Linked DNA regions of Homo sapiens: region 2 is linked to region 1. Evidence: chromatin contacts called from ENCODE Hi-C or POLR2A ChIA-PET data. All regions are on one chromosome and are shown on one strand. Each heading gives the region's core, a stretch centred on a gene start or an enhancer-like site at or near the end of the contact. The rest is flanking DNA. Distances are from core to core; before and after follow the strand shown.

Evidence for each region. Hi-C counts contacts between places; a loop is a spot of excess contacts on that map. ChIA-PET counts read pairs that join two places held with the same protein, here RNA polymerase II (POLR2A). Pooled maps may share reads with other maps.
Region 2: a pooled map shows a loop between it and region 1 (2.8-fold over the local background). The contact joins the promoter of RAB4B-EGLN2 here to the enhancer-like site in region 1. A Hi-C loop is called at or near these places in 1 of 50 pooled maps. POLR2A ChIA-PET finds 5 or more read pairs at or near these places in 2 of 52 experiments (GM12878 and activated B cell).

The regions. Positions count from the first base shown.
Region 1 is chr19:37,959,795-37,966,048 of GRCh38, forward strand. The region is part of intron 1 of SIPA1L3 (signal induced proliferation associated 1 like 3); the gene reads left to right. Among named protein-coding and RNA genes, the nearest start is that of SIPA1L3, 56 kb to the left of the region's middle. RefSeq lists a silencer at 2,461-2,710 and an enhancer at 3,184-3,684. Within about 2 kb of position 2,482, at least 5 of the 41 ENCODE cell types and tissues checked have a DNase peak (open chromatin) inside an H3K27ac peak, as active enhancers do.
Region 2 is chr19:40,776,616-40,783,742 of GRCh38, forward strand. RAB4B-EGLN2 (RAB4B-EGLN2 readthrough (NMD candidate)) reads left to right here and starts at 1,604. Exons shown (of 12, transcript NR_037791.1): 1 at 1,604-1,776; 2 at 3,404-3,484; 3 at 3,770-3,884. MIA (MIA SH3 domain containing) reads left to right here. Exons shown (of 4, transcript NM_006533.4): 3 at 354-464; 4 at 782-875. The coding sequence ends at 805. RAB4B (RAB4B, member RAS oncogene family) reads left to right here and starts at 1,632. Exons shown (of 8, transcript NM_016154.5): 1 at 1,632-1,776; 2 at 3,404-3,484; 3 at 3,770-3,884. The coding sequence starts at 1,761. It overlaps MIA-RAB4B (MIA-RAB4B readthrough (NMD candidate)), which reads left to right. Exons shown (of 10, transcript NR_037775.1): 3 at 354-464; 4 at 3,404-3,484; 5 at 3,770-3,884. RefSeq lists silencers at 766-895, 1,446-1,685 and enhancers at 1,746-1,815, 2,703-3,234.

The DNA of each region.
Region 1 (6,254 bases), core at 1,232-3,731:
TTGTTGGGTTTTAAAAAACTTTCTTTTTTTTTTTTTTTTAATTGGGTCTCTAGGGATCACAGCATGCGTCTAAATTTATCACAGCCTACTTCAGATTAATATTAAAACTTAGTTCTAGTTAAATATAGAAATTTTGCTCTAATATAGTTTCATTTTCTTTTCCCTCTTTTGTGTTATTATTGTCACATGTTACAAGCCCCACAGTATGGTTTTATAATTATTTTATGAAATCTTACATCTTTTAAATCAGTCGAGAAGAAAAGAAAAAATGTATTTATGCCATCTTTTATATTTGCCCATGTATTTACCTTTTCTCATGTTTTTTCTTTCTTATTGTAAATTGGAGTTATATGGCCTCTTTTCCTTTCAGCCTAAAGGATTTATGTAATATTTCTTACAGATCAAATCTTCTAGCAGTGAATTCTCTCAGTCTTTGTCTGGGAATGCCTTTATTTTGCCTTGATTGATTGATTTTGGTGCAGGGTCTTGCTCTGTAGCACAGGCTGGAGTGCACTGAACTGCAGCCTCAACCTACTGTGTTCAAGCGATCCTCCACCTCAGCCTTCTGAGTAGCTGGGACTATAGGTGCGCGCCACCACACTCAGCTAATTTTTTTTTTTTTTTTTTGAGACAGAGTCTGGCTCTGTTGCCCAGGCTGGAGTGCAGTGGCATGATCTTGGCTCACTGCAAGCTCCGCCTGCTGGGTTCACGCCATTCTCCTGCCTCAGCCTCCCGAGTAGCTGGGACTACAGGTGCCCACCACCACGCCTGGCTAATTTTTTTTTTTTATTTTTAGTAGAGACGGGGTTTCACCTTGTTAGCCAGGATGGTCTCGATCTCCTGACCTTGCAATCCGCCTGCCTTGGCCTCCCAAAGTGCTGGGATTACAGGCGTGAGCCACTGCGCCCAGCCTCACACTCAGCTAATTTTTAAATTTTTTGTAGAGATGAGGTTTTGCCATGTTGCTCAGGCCGGTCTTGAACTCCTGGACCCTAGCAATCCTCCCACCTTGACCTCCCAAAGTACTGGGATTACAGGCATGAGCAACTGCACCCAGCCAATTTTAAAAAAAAATATATTTTTTTTTGTTTTGAGACAGAGTCTTGCTCTGTCACCCAGGCTGGAGTGCAGTGGTGTGACCTTGGCTCACTGCAGCCTCCACCTCCTGGGTTGAAGGGATCCTCCCGCCTCATCCTCCTGAGTAGCTGGGCTTACAGGCACCCGCCACCACACTTGGCTAATTTTTGTATTTTTAGTAGAGATGGGGTTTCACCATCTTGGCCAGGGTGATCTTGAACTCCTGGCCTCAAGTGATCCACCCGCCTTGGCTTTCCAGAGTGCTGGAATTACAGGTGTGAGCCACCGTGCCCAACCCTTTTTTTTTTTTTTAATTTAAAATTTTTCTTTAGTGATGGGGATCTCGCTGTGTTGCCCAGGCTGGTCTCAAACTCCTGGCCTCAAGTTATCTTCGTACCTGGGCTTCTCAAAGTGCTGGGATTACAGGCATGAGTTACTGTGCCCTTCTCCACCTTGATTTTTGAAGGATAGTTTTGCTGGCTATAGAATTCTTATTTGACAGTTTTTTTTTCTTCAGCATTTTGAAAATGCTATCCTGATGTCTTCTGGCCTCCATTGTTTGTGGTGGGAAATGAGCTGTCATTTGTACTGATGCTCCCTGTGTGTAGACTTTTTCTTTTCCTACTTTGAAGCTTTTCTCCTTGTCTTTGTCTTTCAACAATTTGACTATGTTTAAAAACAAAACAACACGAAAACCAATTTGACTACGTTGTGTCCAGTGTGGCTCTCTTTCTATTTATTGTATATGGAGTTTCTTGGCCTTCTTGGATGTGTAAACTAATGTGTTCCATCAGATTTGGGATGTTTTGGGCTATTACTTGTTCAGATTTTTTTTTCTGGCACTTTCTCTCTCCTCTCATAGGACTCCCATTATGTCTGTCTTGATGCCTTTGATGATGTCCCTCATGTCTCTGAAGGCCTGTTTATTCGTATTCAATCTTTCTTACAGATTATTTAAATTCTGTACAGATTATATACTTTTTTTGATCTATCTTTAAGCCCACTGGTTCTTTTCAAATCTGCCGTTGAGCCCCTCTAGTGAATTTTTTATTTCAGTTATCAGAATTTCCATTGCTTTTTTTCTAATTTCTATTTATTATTTCTACTTTCCTTTAATTCTTTAAATGTTATTTTATTTATCTTTGAACATACTTATAATAGCTGTTTGAAATGTAACTTGTAAGCCGTCTAGAAGGCAATTTCTATTAACTGATTCATTTCCTGAGTATGGGTCACATTTTACTGTTTGTGTGTCTCACAATTTTTCTTTCATTCTTTTTTTTTTTTTTTGAGACAGAGTCTAACTCTGTTGCCCAGGCTGGAGTGCAGTGGCACGATTTTGGCTCACTGCAACCTCCGCCTCCGGAGTTCAAGCAATTCTCCTGCCTCAGCCTCCCGAGTAGCTGGGATTGCAGGCCTGCGCCACCACGCCTGGCTGATTTTTGTATTTTTACTAGAGATGGGGTTTCCCCATGTTGGCCAGGCTGGTCTCAAACTCCTGACCTCAGGTGATCTGCCCGCCTCGGCCTCTGAAAGTGCTGGGGTTACAGGTGTGAGCCACCGTGCTTGGCCATGAGCCACTGCAGCCGGCCTTTTTTTTTTTTTTTTTTTTTTTGAGATAGGGTTCCACTCTGTTGCCCAGGCCAGAGTGCAGTGGCAGGATCATGGCTCTTCTCAGCCTTGACTTCCTGGGCTCAAATGATTCTCTTGCCTCAGCCTCCTGAGTTGCTGGGACTATAGGCATGCAACACCATGCCCAGCTTTGTGTGTTTGGCGAGGGTGTGCACACACATGCATACGTGTAGGGATGGGGTCTTCCTATCTTGTCCAGGCTGGTCTCAGACTCCTGGGCTCAAGCGATCCTCCTGCCTTGGCTTTCCAGAGTGTTGGGATTACAAGCGTGAGCCACCTCACCCAGCCTCAGTTTGTTTTGTTGTTGAACACTGAACATTTTAGATCATACACTGTAGCAGCTGTGGATTCTGATTTCTACCTTCCAGGCCATGGTTGCCGTTGCCATTTTTCTCCTTTTGTTTTGTTTACTGAGTATCCTGGGCTAATTCTTTGGAGTTTGTCCCCTTGTGGTATAGACTCTTTTCTCTTTTAAAAAAATTGTTTTAATTTTAAGCATAACTTACTAGGGGTTGCCTTTGGTTCAGCATGGTTTAGTGGTCAGATTAAAGGTTGTGCTGAAACACCTTGAGCCAATAAAGCTTCCATCCTTTGCCAATGGATCTGTGTCTGTGGGTTGGGGAATATTTTCAAAGTTCAGTTTCTTCCTTTTTTTTTTCCAAGCAGTTCCTGAGTCGGCCCCAGCCATTACTTTCTGCCTGGCCATCTGGTGTCTCCCTTGCACACTCTCAAGGCCTCATGTTGGGCCAGGGATGTGTGGACAGCAAGGGCCCCCTCTAGTCTCTCTGGAGCTTGTGTGCAACCTTGTATATATGCACATTGTTCCAGACCAGCAGGGCTGCATGGGACCTTACCAAGGCCTTGTGTGGCTATCTCATTCCCTGGATCTTCCTGCTAAATTTCTGGCTGGTCTACAGGCCTGCTGCTGGCTCCAGCCAGATCGTAACCACAGTCTAGCTGTGATGTTGGTCTTCCCCATTTGTTTGGCACTAGGCCCCAGTCCAGCCACAAAGTTTTCATGGCTTGCTCTGCCTTGGTCAAACTGATGGAGCTGGTGCGTGTGATGGGAGGAACCCCAAATTAAACGCCACATGTTCCCACTGTTCTTACTTGAAGTTCAGCGTTTATTTATTGAGTTTTTGAGTAACTGCTTCTTGGGTAGTTATATGCCTTTGGTTGATTTCTAGAATCCTCAAATGGTTGTGTTTGGCAATTCTGTCTACTTTCATTGTTGATTTTGGTGGGAAATACTTTTCTGAGCTCCTCTCCACTTCCCCATTCCAGAAGTCTGGTTAGCAGCTTTGACTTTTGATTTTCTCTTTAATTTAAGACATACCCAGAAGTCTTTCCAAATTTCCAAACTTTAAATATGTAGCTCTAGCTACATATTTCAGTCAATTTGGAAGCTTTTTGAGTTGTTGGGTTTGGTTTTTGTTTTTTAATTTTACTTTTTAGTATGAACAATTGCAAACATATAAGAAGTGGAGTTTATATTATCCAGGTGTGACCAAGCTTATTTTGTTTATATTCTGACTTTGCCCACTCCTCAGCCCATTGTTTTGAGGCAAGTACCATATATCATATTTCCCTTCACCCATAAATATTTCAGTAAATAGTTCTAAAGGGAGAAGAGGCTGAATGCAGTAGTTCATACCTGTAATCTCAACACTTTGGGAGGTGGAGACAGGATGGAGTTTGAGACTAGCCTGGGTAACATGGCAAGACCCCATCTCTACAGAAAATTTTTTTAAAAATTAGGCATGGTGGTGCATGCCTGTGGTCTGAGGCTAAGGCAGGAGGGTTGCTTGAGCCCGGGAGGTCAAGACTGCAGTGAGCCATGTTCATGACACTGTACTCCAGCCTGGGTGGTAGAGCAAGATCCTGTCTCAAAAAAATAAGATAAAAGGAGAAAATTTCTCTTTAGAAACACAACGGTGATATAATTATCACAGCTAAAGCATTTAATAGTAATTTCTGTCTTTCTTTTTGTTTGTTTGTTTGTTTGTTTTGAGACAGAGTCTCACTCTGTCATCCAGGCTGGAGTGCAATGGCCCGATCTCAGCTCACTGCAACCTCTGCCTCCCAGGTTCAAGTGATTCTCCTGCCTCAGCCTCCCAAGTAGCTAGGATTACAGGCATGTGCCACCACCACGCCTGGCTAATTTTTGTATTTTTAGTAGAGACAGGGTTTCACCATGTTGGCCAGGCTGGTCTCGAACTCCTGACCTCAAGTGATCCACCCGCCTCAGCCTCCCAAAGTGCTGGGACTACAGTTGTGAGCCACCGCGCCCGGCCAGCATTTAATAGTAATTTCTTAATATCATAAAATAGACTCGGGGAACCTTGAAAAGTAAGATGCCCAGTCAAGTGAAATCAGATTCTCTGAGAGTGAGGCCTGGACATCAGCATATATTAGACTCCCTCGGTAATTGTGACATGCAGCTGAGGTTGAGAACCATTGAGTTAGATAGAATTCTCTATACCCTTTTCCAGAATTGTTCATTTCTCATGTAAATGCATTAGCATGAAAGTATTCTGATAGAAAATTATCTGTTTTGGGGAATTCAAGAAAATTTCTTTCCTAATATGGGATCAATTTTTATGGCCATCCCATGGATAGTTTATAAAGAATTAATCTCATCTGTTTTCTGGCAAGGGGTTCTATATGAACTTTTAAAATCAAATTTGCTAGTTTGTATTACTCAGATTCTCTCTAGCCATAATTTTGGTCAATTTTATCTGTTACTCTCCTGAAAAGAAATATGTTTGCTTCCCACAGGGATTATGATTTTATCAGTTCTTTTTATATTTCTAGTTTTTTTTTTTTTTTTTGAGAAGGCGTCTCCCTCTGTTGGCAGGCTGGAGTGCAGTGGCACAATCTTGGCTCACTGTGACCTCCGTCTCCCTGCTTCAAGCGATTCTCCTGCCTCAGCCTCCTGAGTAGCTGGGATTACAGGCGCGTGCCACCATGCCCGGCTAATTTTTGTATTTTTAGTAAAGATGGGGTTTCACCATGTTGGCCAGGATGGTCTCAATCTCCTAACCTCATGATCTGCCTGCGTCGTTCTCCCAAAGTGCTGGGATTACAGGCGTGAGCCACTGCTCTGGGCCTGGTTTTTGTTTTAAACTTCTAGATTCACATTTTCTTTGTAACTTTTTGTCATGAAATGTTGAGGAAAAGAACAGCAGACTGTCTTCTACCCACCTCCCTGCCCCCACCCCTAGTCCCTGCATTCTAGATTCCTTAATTGTATCTGGAATTTTTCTGATGTCGGTATCATCAAATGGTGTTGGGTGACATTAAATTCCACGTCAACCCTCCTGAAACACGCCCCTGTCTCTCCAGGCTTCATGTCTGGGACCCAGCGTTCTGTGTTTGGGCATTGCCACCTCCTGCCCACCTCAGAAGCACCTGCCACCTTCCTGATCTTTGTGTGCGGTGGGCACTTGGGGGAAATGTGTATGTTAGAATTGGCAGTCTGTGATCTATCACATTATTTTGCACGGCCAAAGTGTGTGCCGGGCTCAGTTCTCCACCCACTCTGC
Region 2 (7,127 bases), core at 354-2,853, 2.8 Mb after region 1:
GTCTGTGGTCCCGGCTACTCGGGAGGCTGAGGTGGGAGGATTGCTTGATCCCAGAAGTTGAGGCTGCAGTGAGCCGTGATCATGCTACTGCACCTCAACCTGGGCGACACAATGAGACCCTGTTTCCAAAATAATAATAATAATAAAAGCAAATATGCGCTGCTGTGAGAATTAACAGAGACTTACTTGGGTGTTCAGAAAGGGCCTCTGAACAGGTGGCATTTAAGCTGAGATTCATATGACAAGGATGGAGCAGTTATGTGGAGATCAGGGAGAAGGGAGAATGCAAAGGCCTTCAGCAGGCACAAGCTTGCCATCTTCCCAGACCCTAGCTTTTAACTCCTCTTCCCCAGGTTCAGGGAGATTACTATGGAGATCTGGCTGCTCGCCTGGGCTATTTCCCCAGTAGCATTGTCCGAGAGGACCAGACCCTGAAACCTGGCAAAGTCGATGTGAAGACAGACGTGAGTGTCATGGGGGCTGGCAAGAAATGTGGGGGGAGGACCCTTAGGTTGTGGGGATGGGCAAAAATGCTCCCACACTTGGCTCCCTGGCAGCCTAGGTATGTGCGCTGGGAGAAATTCTTTCCCTGCCTCAATTTTCTCACCAGTAAAATGGGTCCAGTTGGGAGGTGCAAAGATTAGAGGGCTCTAGGCTAATTTGCATAGCACTTGTGTGGCCAGACCTGGGCCCTGCAGCTGCAGCCTTTGCTAAAACCACTAGATCCTTTGTGGTGTGACCGCTGGTTTTCTTTCCACTGTTTCCCCTTTCTCTTTTTCAGAAATGGGATTTCTACTGCCAGTGAGCTCAGCCTACCGCTGGCCCTGCCGTTTCCCCTCCTTGGCTTTATGCAAATACAATCAGCCCAGTGCAAACGGCTCGTCTCCGTGGTCTTTGGGGTGGGGTAGGGTAGGGTGGGGACTGTACAAATGAAATGTTTCTCTAGGTTGCTGAATCTAACCAATTAACCCGCTGCCTGTGGTAACGTCAGTGGTTGCTAGGCAGAGTTTCACTGATGAAAGCCCTGTGCAGTAGGAGCGCTCCTAAGCTTAGGTTTCGGACACAAGCAAAGGAAAACCTAAGCAGCCCAACTAGGGGATTGTAGTGTCCTCTCTAGACCAGTGGGAGGGAGCCAATCGGACTACGCGGAGGATATAAATCGCACAGTAAAGGTTTTCTTGGAAGATTATCTGGAAAGGGAGGTGGGAAGTAACCTGCGCCTATCTGCCCAGTTTTCCTCCTTTTCGCCTTTGAGAACAGTAATCGCTCCCGCCAGCTCAAGATCAGCTCCTCTTCCAGCCTCTTTCTGTCAATCCTGCCCGTGCCCCCTTCTTTGCATTTGTATCCCCTCCCCCAAGTCCGCTCCGATCCAATCCGGAGACTCGACTCTGCCCCCCGTACTCCAGACTAAATCCGTTCCTCGGCTCAGCTAAGCAGCTCTGCACGTCCCTTCCCACTTGCTCAGCCAATCGCTGGGCTCGGCCCCGCCCCTTTGGGCTTGGTCCTTCTCACGCCACCAATCCGCGCCTCTTGTCCCGCCCCCTGCCCGCGAGTCCGCCAATCCCGCCCTTCGGAAAGCGTCGCCTGGTATCCAGCTGCCGGAGCGGGTCGCGCCGGAGGGGGGCGGAGGCGGAAGTGGCGGTGCCGGGCCCGGGGAGTAGGAAGGAGCCGGGGCTGTAGCCGGAGTGGAGCGGCTGCCAGCCGAGGAGCAGGCGCGGCCGCGGCGCCATATTGCGGCCCTCAGCGGCCGCGACCGAGTCATGGCTGAGACCTACGGTGAGGGTGGTGGACGAAGCTGGGGTCCTGGGTCTGGGCCCAGGGAGGATGCGGCCTGTGGGAATGGGCGGGGCTTTGTAGATCAGGGGGCGGGGTCTGGTGTGATGGAGGCAGGACCTAAGTGGATGCTGGGAGGGGTTTAGTGGGTCTGAGGCTGAGCTTAATCGATTTAGGTGGAGCCTGAGGGTCTGGTGCGTGGGTTAAATAGATCTGGGGCGGGATTTGAGGGAGCTGGTCCTGAGGGGTTCAGGGAGGCCCTGAGGGAAGAGGTGGGCCTTAATGGATCTGGGCGGAGCCTGAGTGAAGGGGCGGGGCTGACTGCATGAATGGCAGGAGTCGGGCTTATGGGCTAGAGGGAACACTGAATGGAAGCTCGGGACCCTGGGGCTGATCTGGCTGGAGAGAGCTCTGGAATGGGTTTGGGGATGGGCTGTCCTTGAGTTAGGGGCAGGACTTAGTGGCAAAGGGTGGGACTTATGCATGAGAATGGAGCCGGGTTCTGGGCAGAGGGAGGGAAGGAGAGGTCGGGAAGTGGAAAATCAGTAGGGATGCACCATAGGAGGTGGTGATTGGAGGCAGGGGAAGTGCAGGTTTAGGAGTCAGAGGGAGCCGCATTCACTCAACAAATATAGAAGAGAAGGGAGAAGAGTGCAAAGACCCTGAGGTGAGAACCAGCTTGTCATTTTCAGGGAATAGACTGAAGGTCAGGAGCTATAGTGGAGTGAATGAGTCAGAGGGTGGTAGGAGGTGAAGAGGAACAAGGGCTATATCGTAGTCCTTGTTTAAATAGCTTTCAAGAGACTTTAGCGACAAAATAGCTAAGATCTGGGACTCTGGAGCCCTTGGCCTAGGTTTGAATCTCACTTCTGCCCAGCTGTGTCACTTTGGGCAAGTCAGTTAACCTTTCTGGCCTGTTACCTCATCCGGAAAATGGGAATAATTTTTAGTCTACCTCCCTCATAGAGTTTTCCTGAGGATGATGTGAGCTGTTGATGTGAGTAAAGACCTTTAGAACTGTTCCTGGCCCACAACAACACACAATTGACCCATGTAACAAACCTGCACATGTGGGCTGGGCGCGGTGGCTCATGCCTGTAATCCCAGCACTTTGGGAGGCTGAGGCAGGCGGATCACCTGAGGTCGGGAGTTTGAGACCAGCCTGACCAACATGGAGAAACCCCGTCTCTACTAAAAATACAGAATTAGCTGAGTGTGGTGGCGCATGCCTGTAATCCCAGCTACTCGGGAGGCTGAGGCAGGAGAATTGCTTGAACCTGGGAGGTGGAGGTTGCGGTGAGCCGAGATCGCGCCATTGCACTCCAGCCTGGGCAACGAAAAGTGAAACTCTGTCTCAAAAAAACAAAAACAACGACAAAAAAACCCCTGCACATGTACTCCCTGAATCTAAAATAAAAGTTGAAAAAAAATATATAGAATGTGCCTGGCACATGGCAAGTACTACATAAGAGTTATCTGTTACTGTTACCTATTGGTTTGTTTCTGCCTATGTCTGTTTCTCTCCCTCTAACTGTGATGGTTAGAGAGAGAGATTGGATTGGAATCCATCTTTTTTCCCTGTATCTTTCTCTCCCTGTGGGTATCCCTGATTTTGGCTCCATCTGGTCAGACTTCCTCTTCAAATTCCTGGTGATTGGCAGTGCAGGAACTGGCAAATCATGTCTCCTTCATCAGTTCATTGAGAATAAGTGTGAGTTTCCCGCAGTGGTCCTGGGAACCCTGAGCTGTGTTTATGCGCATGGTGTGGGCTGGTGGGCAGCCGGTGGGGAGGGCAGGGCTGGCCATAGGTACAAGTCCAGTGCTGGCTTTTTGGTCCTTGCTTTGTCGTATGTCCTTTACTAGGTTCTCCTTGACCTCAAGTCACTCCAGCAAGGAGAATGGGTTTGTAGAGACTGAGAGGGCCTTGGAGGATGGGGGATCCTCTGAGCTGTCTCCTCTCTCCCTGTACTGCCCCTTCTGTTCCTCCTACTCCCAGTCAAACAGGACTCCAACCACACAATCGGCGTGGAGTTTGGATCCCGGGTGGTCAACGTGGGTGGGAAGACTGTGAAGCTACAGATTTGGGACACGGCTGGCCAGGAGCGGTTTCGGTAGGTGGGCTGGGCTCCCAAGGGTGATGGGGAGAGAGAGTGAGAAGGAAAGAGAGAGATGTGTGTGTAGAGTCACTTGGAGACACTGAGAGGGCAGACAAGGCAGACAGAGAGAGATGAGACACCGTAGTTAGCAGGTATATATATCCAAGGAGAGAGGGAGTACTGGAGAGATAAAGAGATGGTGGAAGAAAAAGAGGTAGGGGCCAGGCGCAATGGCTCATGCCGGTAATCCCCGTGCTTTGGGAGGCCATGGTGGGAAGATTGCCTGAGCCCAGGAGTTTGAGACCAGCCTGGGCAACATAGTGAGACCCCATCTCAAAGAAAGAAAAAGAGATAGAGAAAAGTGGCTTGGGGGTGGGGAAAGGGATGGAGACTGAGAGACACCGAAACAGAAAGAGAAGGGGAAACTTGAGAGACTCACACTCAGAAAGGAAAAGAGCAAGAGAGACAGAGACTAAGAGAGTTGAAGAGAATGATAAGGGAGGTAAGGAGGCCTGGCACGGTGGCTTACACCTATAATCCCAGCACTGTGGGAGGCTGAGGCAGGTGGATCACTTGAAGTCAGGAGTTCAAGACCAGCCTGCCAATATGGTGAAACCGTGTCTCTACTAAAAAAAAAAAAAAAAAAAAAAAATCAAAAAATGTAGCCAGGCTGTGGTGGTGGATGCTAGCTACTTGGGAGGCTGAGGCAGGAGAATTGCTTGAACCTGGGAGGCAGAAGTTGTAGTGAGTCAAGATCGCACCACTGCACCCCAGCCGGGGTGACAGAGCGAGACTCTGTCTCTGAATAAATAAATAAATAAATAAATGAATAAATAAATAAATAAATAAATAAATAAATAAGGGAGGTGAGGAGACACAGAGAAACAGAGGTCAGAGGCAGAGAGGGAGACAGGGTGAGTCAGACAGGTGTAGTTGGACGTTGAATGAATGAATGCACGAATTTACGGGAAGGCAAGGGTGAGCATGAGAGCCACAGAGATGGAACAGAAAGAGAGACAGTGAGAAATAGGGAACTGAAGACACACACGCCAAGGCAGGAGAACCGCTTGAGTCCAGGAGTTTGAGACCAGCCTGGGCAACATTGTGAAATCCCATCTTTCCAAAAGAGAGATGGAGAAATGGACGTGTTGTGGGAGAGAGAGAGAGAGAAATGCGTAGGGCTCAACACACTGTAGGTCTTCAGGAAATGCCTGCAGAGCAGAAAAGTTGATAGACACATAGAAACCTTAGGAGAGGCCGGGCGTGGTGGCTCATGCCTGTAATTCCAGCATTTTGGGAGGCCGAGGCGGGCGGATCACGAGGTCAGGAGATCGAGACCATCCTGGCTAACATGGTGAAACCCCGTCTCTACTAAAAATACAAAAAATTAGCTGGGTGTGGTGGCAGACGCTGGAAGTCCCAGCTACTTGGGAGGCTGAGGCAGGAGAATGGCATGAACCCAGAAGGCGGAGCTTGCAGTGAGCCCAGATCGCGCCACTGCACTCCAGCCTGGGCGACAGAGCTAGGCTCCGTTTCAAAAAAAAAAAAAAAAAAACCTTAGGAGAGTCGGAGAAACAGAGAGCAGGGAGAGAAATAGAGGGAATTCAGTCCACGGAAAAGTGTGATCTATGGCAGCATCTAGTAGCTGCTGAGTTAATTCTTGCGTATGGATTAACTGCCTGAGGTGCACAGAGCCCAAAGGCAGAGAGAGGGGCTGAAGGATAGACAGGTGTGTAGCATGGGCTAGGTTTACGGTGAGTGCTTAGTAAATGCTGTGGAATGATTGCATGAGTTCCAGAAGGACCCAGACTGGTGAGACAGAGAATGCAGAATTGGCTACACTGGGAAGGAGACTCCACCTGACACAGCAGGAGAAGGATAAGCAGATGTTGTATAGTGCTTGGGCAGGGCCAGGCAAAGGGGAGATTTGCTCAGAAAATGTTGAATGAATGAATGCACAAATGCATGGGAAGGCAAAGGTAAGCATGAGAGAGCCACAGAGATGAAACAAACAAACAAAAAAGACAGAAATAGGGAATTAAATAGGGCCAGGCACGGTGGCTCACGCCTGTAATCCCAGCACTTTGGGAGGCCTAGGCGGGCAGATCACTTGAGGTCAGGAGTTCAATACCACACTGGCCAACATGGCGAAACCCCATCTCTACTAAAAATACAAAAATTAGCCGGGCGTGGTGGTGCATGCCTGTAATCCCAGCTACTTGGGAGGCTGAGGCAGGAGAATCACTTGCATCCGGGGGGCAAAGGTTGCAGTGAGCCAAGATCACGCCACTGCACTTCAGCCTGGGCGACAGAGCAAAACTCCATCTCAATCAGTCAATCAATCAATCAATCAATCAATAAAAGACATGTAGGGCCGGGCACAGTGGCTCACGCCTGTAATCCCAACACTTTGGGAGGCCAAGGTGGGCGGATCACTTGAGCTCAGGGGTTCGAGATCAGACTGGCCAACATGGCCAACCCCATCTCTACTAAAAATACAAAAATTAGCCTGATGTGGTGGCGTGCATCTGTAATCCTGGCTACTCGAGAGGCTGAGGTGGGAGAATCACTTGAACCCGGGAGGTGGAGGTTGCAGTGGTTGCAGTGAGCCGAGATCATGCCACTGCACCCCAGCCTGGGAGACAAGAGTGAGATTCCTACTCAAAAAAAAAAAAAAAAAAAAAAAAAGAAAAAGGAAAAAGACACATAGGTTAAGGCAGGAGAATCACTTGAGCCCAGGAGTTGGAGACCAGCCTCGGCAACCTAGCAAAGCCCCATCTTTACAAAAAATATTAAGAAATTAGCCAGGTGTGGTGGTGCACACTTGTAGTCCCAGACACTACATAGGCTGAGGTGGGAGGATCTCTCCGTTGGGATACTGAGCCTAGGAGGTCGAGGATGCAGTGAGCCAAGATCGTACCACTGCACTCCAGCCTGGGCTACAGAGCAAGACCATCAAAAAAATAAAAAATAAGACACACATGAAAGAGACACAGAGAGAAAAACAGACGAATGGAAAGATAGGGACACAGGGAGAGACAAAAATGGAGATTCATAAATAGAGACAGCTGGCCAGCTAAGTGAGATAGAAGCTGAGAGAGGCGAAGAGAGAGGGACTTCAAGGATGCAAGAAGAGAGAGGAATTGCATGGTGACCCGACCAAGGCCAGGTTTTGGGGGATGGGCCAGCAGTGAAGGGGGGGGCCTCCGAACCACCAGTCTGTCTCTGTAGAGGGGGGCATTCTCGGGGCAGACCCCA